Regions from separate parts of the Homo sapiens genome. Here regions 2 and 3 are each linked to region 1. The links are chromatin contacts, found by Hi-C in ENCODE. All regions are on one chromosome and are shown on one strand. Each heading gives the region's core, a stretch centred on a gene start or an enhancer-like site at or near the end of the contact. The rest is flanking DNA. Distances are from core to core; before and after follow the strand shown.

Region 1 (3,590 bases), core at 327-2,826:
TGAAAAATGATTTTTTTTTTTTTTTGAGATGGAGTCTCGCTCTGTCGCCCAGGCTGGAGTGCAGTGGCGCGATCTCGGCTCACTGCAAGCTCCGCCTCCGAGGTTCACGCCATTCTCCTGCCTCGGCCTCCCCAGCAGCGGGGACTACAGGCGCCCGCCACCACGCCCGGCTAATTTTTTTTTTATTTTTAGTAGAGACGGGGTTTCACCGTGTTAGCCAGGATGGTCTCGATCTCCTGACCTCGTGATCCGCCCTCCTCGACCTCCCAAAGTGCTGGGATTAACGACGTGAGCCACCGCGCCCGGCCGAAGAAGGATTTTTTTAAGGCATCAACCAAAAGCAGAGTATTCTATATATTACGTGGTTACCTTTTTGTGGTCTTTCTAAAAACTCAGGGAAAAAAAACTGCCGTATAATGAATATAATGAGAGTGAATTTCGCTTCTACACATAAGGCTATCCAGTTAAGAACAGGGGAAAAGCCGGGCGCGGTGGCTCACGCCTGTAATCCCAGCACTATGGGAGGCGGAGGCGGGTGGATCACGAGGTCAGGAGATCGAGACCATCCTGGCTAACACAGTGAAACCCCGGCTCTACCAAAAATACAGAAAAATTAGCCGGGCGTGGTCGCGGGCGCCTGTAGTCCCAGCTACTCGGGAGGCTGAGGCAGGAGAATGGCGTGAACCCGGGAGGCGGAGCTTGCAGTGAGCGGAGATCGCGCCACTTCACTCTAGCCTGGGCAGCAGAGCGAGACTCCGTCTCAAATAATAATAATAATAATAATAATAATAATAATAATGGGGGAAAAAATGAAAAATGGAATAAAAGCTCTCCGGCCGTAGATAACAGGCTGAAGTACTGTTCATAGGATAGATCTCTTCGCTATTTTCACCTGGAATTCTCCTCTGTGAACTCTGCAACAGACTTCTGTAGAGAGAACCCCAGATCGGTTGGGTGGTCCTTCTGATGGGTCTGGATAAACCCCTGTACAGCTGACTTAACCAAGAAGGGAAGTACATGTTGGAGCCACACGATGGCGAAAAACAATCACGAAATCCCACGCTGCCGGTAGTTAAAAGTCAGTTTTGGAAATACACAGAAATCCCTTAAAATTCCAGGAGTTCCCACTCTCTTCTCGAATATTTAAGGCCTCCTCCGCACAACATTGGAGTACACGTGTCTAGAAACAAGACAAATCTCCAAGGTCTCTGGGGTGCTTGCTGGGGTGGAGATAAGGGAAAGACCTCTCCCTGAGTCTTAAAGCATCAGTCTGCACTTCTACTCAACAAGTCGGCAGCCAAAAGTGACGACGAGAGAGCGACTCCACGTAGCGGCGCCAGGCGCGAGCCCAAGACAACCAGAGGCGGTCACAAGGTATACGCCCTTCTCCTCTTTCCACGCTTCTCGAGAGGCTCCCGCGGCCAGAACCGGAAAACAAGGAGTAACAGTCGCGTTTCAAATCTCGCAGACCTGCTGGCCGATTTCGAGTCTTCTGAAAGAGGAAGGCGAGCAAAGCCAAAATTCTCCCAGAGCGCGAACCCAAACACAGATCGCCGCTGGGGTCCAAGCGCCCTTCAACTCCGCCCGCTAGTGCCCAAGATTACCGGGAAGGAATTCAACGAATCAGTGGTGAGGTGCCGCCGCCATGCCTACTACGGGCGGAAATTTGAGAGAAAGCTTCGCACCGGTAGGAAAACTGAGGAGCAACCGAGCACGATTGGAAAGGTTGACGATAGTGGTTAAGTGGCTCGGCCTTGCCCTCAGTTAAAATGGCAATTTTAGTTGCTTCACTGATACGGAATCGGCGAGGCGCCAAGGAGGCTTCCTGCGTGGGGCCGCAGAGCGAGTCGGGAAACGATTTTAAACTGAAGAGGCGGCGGAGGGCCGAATTCCCTTTTCTCAACGGCTTGATTTCAGAGCTGGGCTGGTCTCTGACAGGCTCAGCTGGAGAGGGACGGGTTGGGACGCACTGTCCTTTTGCCCTTCCCCCTCCGCGAGCAGAAGCTGACTCCGCAGGAGCGAGGGTCGCAGAGCTGGGTGAGCGGAAATGTCCCTCCCAGAGTGAAGTCGCAGGGCCCGCCCCGCGTCTGAGGGAGCGGAGGTCTTCCTGGGTGCGTTTGTGTCTCTTGTGAACCCACTTGTGGAGCGAGAGGGAATTTGGGAGGGCCAGGGGTTAGTCTGGCCTCTGTCTTAGCTGTCATTTTGGCGGTTTTTTTTTTTTTTCTTCAGGGGATTTCAGTCTCCACATAGTTTTGGAGCCGGACTTTTGAAGAATGATTCGTGAATCCGGAATGGGTGACAGCGTCATCACGGCATTTTATTGGTAAAGATGCTTTGTATTGGTCCCGGACCTGCTTTAACTTTGTATTTGCCCTGTTGTGTGGTCATTATCTTACAATACTTGCGTGTTGAGGTGTGTTTAAACACTACGTGCTTAACACTGGCTAAGTATTGGCATTGGGGCGGTTGGATTTAGGTATTGGTGGCAATGTAGAAAAGTGATCAAGTCAGAGCCCCTTCACGGACTAATCACAAGAGAAACAACAAAGCTTTACTTGTGTGCTGTGAACCACAACTGCAAGTGGAATTGTCAAGAGAACTAGCCCTGCCAAGCTCAGGAAAACTTCTGAGGAGATGGCACATGGAAAATGGATAAGATTTACTGAGACAAACGGGAGTAGAGAAGTGTTTTTAATTGGCGATAAGGTGAATAAAAAGGCAGGGAGAACAGTAGAGTGATCATCTGTCTAGAGTAGGGGGTGCATGTTTGGGTATAGGGCTGTCATTTAACCTCTTAAAGAATTGTCTACTGGAACTTTCTTCACTCCCATCCCCCCACCCCCCAATGTTGTATACAAAACCTTAGAGGAAGTGTATGCAGAATGTTGGATTTTGGAAAGGCTAATGTCGATGGATCTTGGGGAAGAACTGAAGTAGTAGAAAATGAACCTGGATAGGATCAGATAATAAGATCAAATACAGTAGTGCCTTGAAAGCCAGACAGGAATTCTGATTTGACTTCATATAGATGTGTGGGAACTGTTATGGGATCTCAAGCAAGGTAATGATAAAAGTGGTGACAATGAAAGACTGATGATGGATTAGGGAAAGGGGCTAAGATTGGGAACAAGATAAGTAGCTATAATTGAGAATGAAAGTGAAGCCCACATCTAAGAGGACAAGTGTATATCTTTTTAAGAAATATGTCAGAGGCCAGGTGTGGTGGCTTATGCCTGTAATCCAGCACTTTGGGAGGCCAAGGCAGGCGGATCACCTGAGGTCAGGAGTTCAAGACCAGCCTGGCCAACATGGAGAAACCCCATCTCTACCAAAAAATACAAAAATTAGCCAGGCGTGTTGGTGCATACCTGTAGTCCCAGCTACTGGGGAGGCTGAGGCAGGAGAATCACTTGAACCTGGGAGGTGGAGGTTGCAGTGAGCCAAGATTGCACCACTGCACTCCAGCCTGGGAGACAGAGTGAGACTCTGTCTTCAAAAAAGAAATATGTGAGAATTTGATGATAAAGTTAACAAAGTTAACTTTTTAGATGTAAAGGTGATGTTGAAGGAAGAGTAAAAGATGATGAAAG
Region 2 (3,590 bases), core at 805-3,304, 1.4 Mb after region 1:
TAAAACCGTCTACCTATTTACTGAGAATGAGATTTTTTTTTAATGTACAGTAGACAAAGCAAAGGTACATGTTACTAAAGTGGGGATGTGGAGACAGTGATGGGAATTTGCTTATGAAGTCACTTATCCATGGGCAGGAGGGTACATGGTAGTTATCAACAGGAGGAGAAACTCTTTTTGGGGAGTCTGGCTTTTCTAACGAGCTGTTTCGAATGCCAAGGAGTCATTCCTTTTTAGTCTGTCGTGTGCCTTTGGAATGGCCTCTATGCCTGCCCTTTCTCTTTCTCTCTGCCCTCTTTCTGGTTTCTCTCATTCACCCCAACACTACCTCACACCTACCCTTCTGTCCATGTCCCCTTCCCAGAGTGGGGTTTATCACTACACTTAGGAACCATTTCATCAAAAATGGAGAAGGGACACGGTAACCCAATTATTTCAAGAGACAGTTGAAATGCTCCCTAGATATGTAATTCCTGCAATTTTGAAAAATAGATTTATGTGTCATATAGTAGTTTGTTTGGAAGGAGTAGGACTAACAGGAATGTAGGAGGGTGCCTCAAAGTTACATACAGAGTTACTATTCTATAAAGATGGGAACTTACTGTTCTAGACTTTTGATGGTAAAAATGTGAAAATTTCAGACTACAGCAGTGGAGAAAATGTGGGGTGAGAAAGAGGATGGAAGTGTTTTGAGAGACAGTGTCTAGGGGAAAAATTATCTTATACTGTTGAGTGGTAGTGGTGGAGAGGGAAAAATTTTGAGATCTCATCTCCTCTAGCCAGGCCTATACTCAGTGATCATTTTTTTCTGAGAAACCCGGATTATTTCTATTTTTAAAGCACTTGACTTGAGTTTCTCAATGGATCAAATGTGCCCTCTGATAATTGTCCCCATCCCTTAAGAAGAAATCATCTTCTGTGAGATGTTTCGTAAAACTTTTGCCCTCGGTGGCTGAGAGGTTACCTTCTGGGAAGGCTGAGCACTAATGGCTTGTTTACAAGGCTGGCCTCACTAAGCCAAGGAATCTTGTCAAATTTTGGAACAGAAGCCTAGAGGGAAATAGAGAACATTTTACAGAATATATCACACTTAAACATTGCTATCATTACGATGGCCAAAGTCAGCTAATAGCAGCCATATAGTGAACACTTTACAAACCATTTTTATATTTAACTCTTTAACCATCCTATAAAGTAGCCAAGTGCAAATAATGTCATCTCCATTTTACTGATGAAGAAATCAAAGCTCAGGTAGTGTGATTTGCCTTGAGTCACTGAGCTAGTAAATGGGTCATGTTTTCTGACTTTTATTTCCACTGTATCCTGTGTTTTACTACATCCCTTTGTTTCTTTATTACTTCCTTCTGTTTATATATCCTTTAATATTTCCATGAACTCAGTTTAATTAGCAATCTTGTCCTCACTTCTTTTAGGAGGTAAAGAGGAAAAAAACCAAGCTTTGAAGCTATAGACAACTGGATATTGATCTCTGTTCATCTACTTCCCAGGTGCCTGTCTTTGGACAAATACAACTTATCTGAGCCTTAGATTTGTCCTCTTTGAGGGGGGAGATGATATAATCAGTGTAAAGGTCAATGCACCAAAAAAGAGAGTTTCATGAGAGCAGCAATTTTTGTGTGTTTCATTCACGGCTGTATCATGAGCACCCCAAGCATGGCTTGTTACATGCAGGCATTCAATCAGTATCTGTGGAATGAACGCATGGATGCACGGGAAGTCCCAGCTGAGGGCCTGACTTAATAAAGGAGCGCAACAAAAGCGGCCATTATCTCTCACCTACTGGCCCAGCCTCTTTCCTTGTCCTCTCTTGCCTTACCCAGTCCTTCAGATGGCACATCCCATCTTTCAATAGGGGATTGCTGGGGATTTGCCTTCCTAGGCTCAGAGCATTCGGGTTTGGGCCAGTCTCCAGGAGAGGAGACCGGAGGTCCTTCGAGCAGCCAGGAGGGGGCAGCAGTCACGTCGCGATGGTTCCAGCCGGGGAAGGGTGCCCTCGCTAAGGAGATTGCGGCGGACCCGGAAGTGCTTGGCCACAGTCGCAGCCCCGGCGCCCCGAAGCGGGAAAAAGGCTGGGTGCCGCCGTCCCCCAGCTGCGCAACCCTAGGAACTCTCGGGTAGGTGGGTTCCGTGTAACGGTCAGTGTTTCCGGGGCTCCTTTTCCTCTGCTGCCTCCCGCAGACCCAAGGCTGAGTGAGGGGCGGCGGCGGAAGTGGGAGGCCCACCCAAAAAGCCAAATGGGGTGCCAGAAGAGTGAAGGCGCACCCTGGGGTCACCCTACCCTACCCCGTCCCCTCCCAGCCCCACTCTGCGGGCGGGCGCTGCCCTTTTGGGCGTCGCAGACCCTCCAACCCCGGCGGCGGCCTTAAGATTCCCGGGCTGGGATCCCTGCTGCAGAGGGGGTAACGGTGTCTGGCTTGCCAAGCAATATTTGTTGTGGTCTATCATGGAAGAAATAAAGTCGGGCAATATGAATTTTTTTTTTCTCAAATTTGCCGGATGGCTGTGGTGTTTCTGACTCTTAGTTTTCTCATTGTGAAAAAGGAATGATTATCTTCTTCGATCCTCTCAAGAGTTTCCTTGTTTTGAGTAGATTGATAGCTCTTTAAAGGATGCTAAGCTCAGCTAATGGAAGAAGAGTCTAGTTTCTTTGAGGCTTTGATTTTGGTTAAACTATAGAGCTCATACCTTTCTGTATGGTGCAGCTTACTATTGTCTTTGGATTGGTAACTTAAAAAATACAAATAACATGCCTTTGAGAACCAATAAAAACTATGGATATTATCCCTATAAATTTACACAAATCCAGATATAAGCATGCAATGTGATATACCTAAGGGATATGTGAACCACTGAGTTAAGAACTGCTTTAGAGGGAGATACAATGTGAGACACAGGCTTTGGGATAAGACTTTGGTTTGAATCCTGGCTCTGCTCTGTTACCTTAGGGCAAAGTTACTTAAGCATCTTGAATCTCAGCTTTTTTACCAAAGCAGGACTAATACTAACTTACAAGGTGGTGAGGATTAAGTGAAAGAAGATACATAAGGCACTTAGCACATAGTAGGTACTCAATAAGCGATAGCTAACAGATGTCTATTATTATTCAAGGAATTATAATTTTCAAATCTGAAATGCAGTTTTAATGTCCCATAAGGTGACTACCACATACATTTTTCTCAGACTTTTAGTAAACTGAGTTGATTTGACTTTATCTCAGTACTACTCTTGACCTTTCACAACTTTCGTAGGTTCACAGTCTCTCTTTTTCTAGGAACTTGGCTGTGTTGTCCTGCCTCAGAGACAAATTCATCTATTGTAGGCCTAGCCCCTGCCTTTGAAAACAAGGAAAGGTTGGTAGAACATCAACACAGCATGGAATTTCCAGGGAGGTCTCATTTCAAAACTTCATAAAGAACAAGAACCACCTGGACTTCTGTGAGGGCGATGATTAAACTGGCCTGAGTTTGAATGAAAGGATAATGTATGCTCAACCTGTGACTAACACCAAGGAGGTCAAGTGGCAGAAGGTCTTGTATGAGCGACAGCCCTTTCCTGATAACTATGTGGAC
Region 3 (3,590 bases), core at 457-2,956, 1.1 Mb after region 1:
GGAGTGAACTAACTTCATGTTTTCCTTTTGCTAAAGGACAAAATATCAATTGATTACATGAATGATAACATGAACTGTAGTAAAAAAAATCTAGATTAATGAGTCTGATCACTTACAAATTTATAGAACACAGGCTGATCTGAAATAAACGTGATAATCATTTGCTGAGATTTTGCGCTGTCATACACATTCAAAAGGCAATATTTAAAATGATTTAAGTAGATATGTTTAAAAGGGTAGACTCTGAGGTTAGATTTTCTGATTTCTAAGCCTGTTACTCTATCGCCAGCTGTGTTTCCTGGGCTAATTTGCTTGGCCTCTCTTAAGTTTCAGTTTCTTCTTCTGTACAATAGGAATAATAATACTAGTACTTATTTCACAAGTTTATTGTAAGAACAAAATGAGGCAATGTTTATAAAGAAGTAAGCATAGTGTTGGTACAATATGGTTGTCTTATAGTATACTGAATTGCATATAGTAAGAATTCAGTAAATGCTGTATTACTATTATTTCAATCAACATTCAATTTATCCAACAAATATTTTACTTATAGTATACAATAATATAGAAAAATCAGGATGGAGTATGAGGAGCCTACTTAGATAAGCAGGTCAGTCAAGTCCTCTTCGGGGAGAGGAAATTTACATGGAAACCTGGAGAATGAGAAGTAGCCAGTCACATAATGAGCGATAAAAATCAAGTGGGTGAAGAGAAGAGCTGCTCAAGACGGGTCAAAATCAGGCAGGGCATCATATTCCAGAAGAGGGGTTTGGATCATTTTCATAATCATTGTGAAGCTACTGAATGCTTTTGGACAAAGGAGTGAGTTAAATAGAAATGTGTGTTGGGGCTCCAGTGGGGACAAGGGTCTAGAAAATGTTCCCAAGACATATGAAGATGTATCAACATATTGTCAGTTTCTAAGGAATTGTTACTCAAATAGTCTGACTTGAGGTTTCCTGCCAAAGTGGAAAATCCTCCTCCCATGTCCTCCCACCCTTCATTTTGCTACTCGGCCCCTTCTCATTTAACACTTCCAGAGCCCAGCCCACACGTCAGTTTCTTTGTGAAACTTGTCTTTGTGAAACTCTGGCTTATGTCCGCTCTGTTCAGGGCTCTTTTTTGGGATCACTCAGAGCACCTGGCACATGCCTCTGGAGTAGAGCCTGTAGCTCATGCAACTGTAAATAGCTGCAATTCCTTTCTCTCTGCCATACTCGTATAAGGCTAAATATACCCTTTCCAGCTTTGAAGTCTTAGCAACTATTATAAAGTGGGGACACTGGCACATAGTGAGCACTCAGTACATGTTATTTTGAATAAATGACCTAATATTTGTTTACCATTTCTTTCCTTACTACAAAAATTGTGCCTAATTCAACTTCTGCATGTCAATGGCAAACTGAGGACCCTGAAACTTGGAGTTTTCTTGAGAAAATTATCTCTTTTAGTGACAATCCCCTGGAAGATAAAGATCTCAATTTGCAATATATCTAACAAAGTGGACATGTATTTTGCTCACTTTTTTTTTTTATCTTCAGCTAAGGATTATTACCATAGGAACCATAGAAGAATTTCTATACTACCAGTGCTGTGTTCTGTTTTTCTTAGACTTTCCTTTCTGTAGCCCTCTGCGGTGCTTCTCATCTACAGAGGGGAAACTGAAGCACAGGAAAAGCCGGCCACACAATGAGTCAGTGATCAGACAAGGCTTCCTGTGAGAGAATTTCTCCGGAGGCATCTCTGAGGCAGACACACTCACCCCTGACACTACCTCACCTTCCATGCTCTCTCTCTCTTATGTATCCTCCCAGGTACAGCTTTAACTCTTCCCTCATCCTATCAGTCCTGGCCTGTGTTCTTGGCCACCCCAGAAAACCCAGTTACCTCACCTCTGACCCCTCATCTGGACCAAACCTCCTATGCTGTCCCCTGTCCTTATCCTCCCTCAGAACTAGTCACTCTTCCTTGTCACCATTGCCTTCCTGCCACCTTCCCCCATCTGGGCACAGATACCTTGAAGGCCTGCTCTTTGAAACAAATAAAGAACCTCAAGTTGACAAAGAACCCGAAGGATCACCAAATACCACTCCAAAGGTATTTTCCAGAGTACCTTCTGGATCAACCAATTTGTGCTAATGGGAGGTTAAAGGAAAGGAGGAAAGGCCTAAACTGGAAGGAGCCAAAATAAAGTACCCTTTCAACTTTCAGAGTGATATAACTGCTGTATCTGCTTAGTCAAGACCAGCATGCTAGCATGTTCACTGGTAGAGTTGGAATTCATCTCTACCAAAACTTTTCTTGGGCCTGAGAGGACAGGAGAGAAGAAATTCCCTTACTGATGAATCTGTAACATACATCCTTGCCAGAGAGTATTCAGGTTTAGGCAACCTAAAACTTAAACAATTTTGGTGGCATCTTTTAGAAAAAAGAATATTACAAATTACAAATACAAAATTAGGTACCAATGTGAGCATTTATTTAGAATAAGAAGAGAAATCATAACAAATTGCACATTTTTAAAAAGCTGATGAATACCATTTATGGTATCATCACAAAATTCACGGCCTTCCAGGCCCAGAGTAGTGAGGAGCTCTGAAGTTTGTTTCACTGGCATATGAAACTCTGACATCAACTCTGGAGTTCTTTTTCTCTTTCATTTCCTGCCTATATTTTTTGAAAGGTTATCTGTCCTCATCTCCCCTGTTTTGTCACCACTGAATCACTCCCTGTATGTAGGCACTTAGTTCCAGTCCACATCACCTCAATGAAACAATTGTCTCCAATGTTCCCAGTGGTTCCTGGTCCCCAAATCAGAGCCCTCATGCTCCTATCTCTCATTAGCCGTAGGCACTCATCACCATGTTTTCCTTCCAAAATTTAATCTGCCTTGGCATGCAAGAGCCTATATTGTCACAATTTTTCTATGGCATGTGTTAATCTTTCTTTTTCATTGGTTTTACATCCTCTTTCCATTCACCAATCAGGTATAATCCAAGGCTCTATCCTCAACCTTTTTTGCTCTTGTCACTCCACATGTTTCTCCATCACCTCTCAAATCTTCAAACATACAGGTAATTCCCCAATTGCCTCTCTGGCCCTGACATCTCTCCTGTGTGTCAGTCCTACCAATTTCACAGAACACCTCCCTGTTAAAGTACCCCTGGACCTCAAACTCAGTGTGCTCAGAACCAAACCAACTGCACTCACTCCTAAACTGGATATGGCCCTCACTACATACTGAAACTCACTGTTTCTAACGTTAAACACTTCATTCTTCCCCCTAATTAGCTGCTTATCAGAAACTCCTCCTTTCTGTTAAAGGTTTGACCTAAGTGGATGATACTCAGTCATAATCTCAGCATAGGAAATGACACTGTCTTTCTTTTGTCTTTTCTGCCTAAAGAAATTCACTCGGGTTTCTTCCTCATGAGAACAGGAAGTTGCTCTGAAGGGCTGCCTGAGAGGAAGAGCGTCGGCAACCCACTAGGTAAGGTCTGGTTTAAATTTAATTCTCTGTTTGTCTCCAAGACAGCCCACCACAAGACTTAACTCAGCCTAATATTCAGTCAATAGAGATGATGATTGCA

What was found. A loop is a pair of places that touch in the nucleus more often than their neighbours do. Pooled maps may share reads with other maps.
Region 2: a pooled map shows a loop between it and region 1 (4-fold over the local background). The contact joins the promoter of PIGC here to the promoter of DARS2 in region 1. A Hi-C loop is called at or near these places in 7 of 50 pooled maps.
Region 3: a loop to region 1 is called in a pooled map, with 4 times the contacts of the local background. The contact joins the enhancer-like site here to the promoter of DARS2 in region 1. A Hi-C loop is called at or near these places in 2 of 50 pooled maps.

What each region holds. Positions count from the first base shown.
Region 1 is chr1:173,822,659-173,826,248 of GRCh38, reverse strand. It overlaps DARS2 (aspartyl-tRNA synthetase 2, mitochondrial), which reads right to left and starts at 1,576. Exons shown (of 17, transcript NM_018122.5): 1 at 893-1,576. The coding sequence starts at 1,019. CENPL (centromere protein L) reads left to right here and starts at 1,366. Exons shown (of 6, transcript NM_001387287.1): 1 at 1,366-2,037; 2 at 2,230-2,323. RefSeq lists enhancers at 1-194, 836-1,353, 1,060-1,619, 1,354-1,872, 1,850-2,089.
Region 2 is chr1:172,442,533-172,446,122 of GRCh38, reverse strand. PIGC (phosphatidylinositol glycan anchor biosynthesis class C) reads left to right here and starts at 2,054. Exons shown (of 2, transcript NM_153747.2): 1 at 2,054-2,135; 2 at 3,293-3,590. The coding sequence starts at 3,501. C1orf105 (chromosome 1 open reading frame 105) reads right to left here. Exons shown (of 7, transcript NM_139240.4): 2 at 965-1,050. RefSeq lists enhancers at 1,666-1,975, 1,699-2,222.
Region 3 is chr1:172,697,492-172,701,081 of GRCh38, reverse strand. No RefSeq gene overlaps it. Among named protein-coding and RNA genes, the nearest start is that of FASLG, 40 kb to the right of the region's middle. Within about 2 kb of position 1,706, at least 7 of the 41 ENCODE cell types and tissues checked have a DNase peak (open chromatin) inside an H3K27ac peak, as active enhancers do.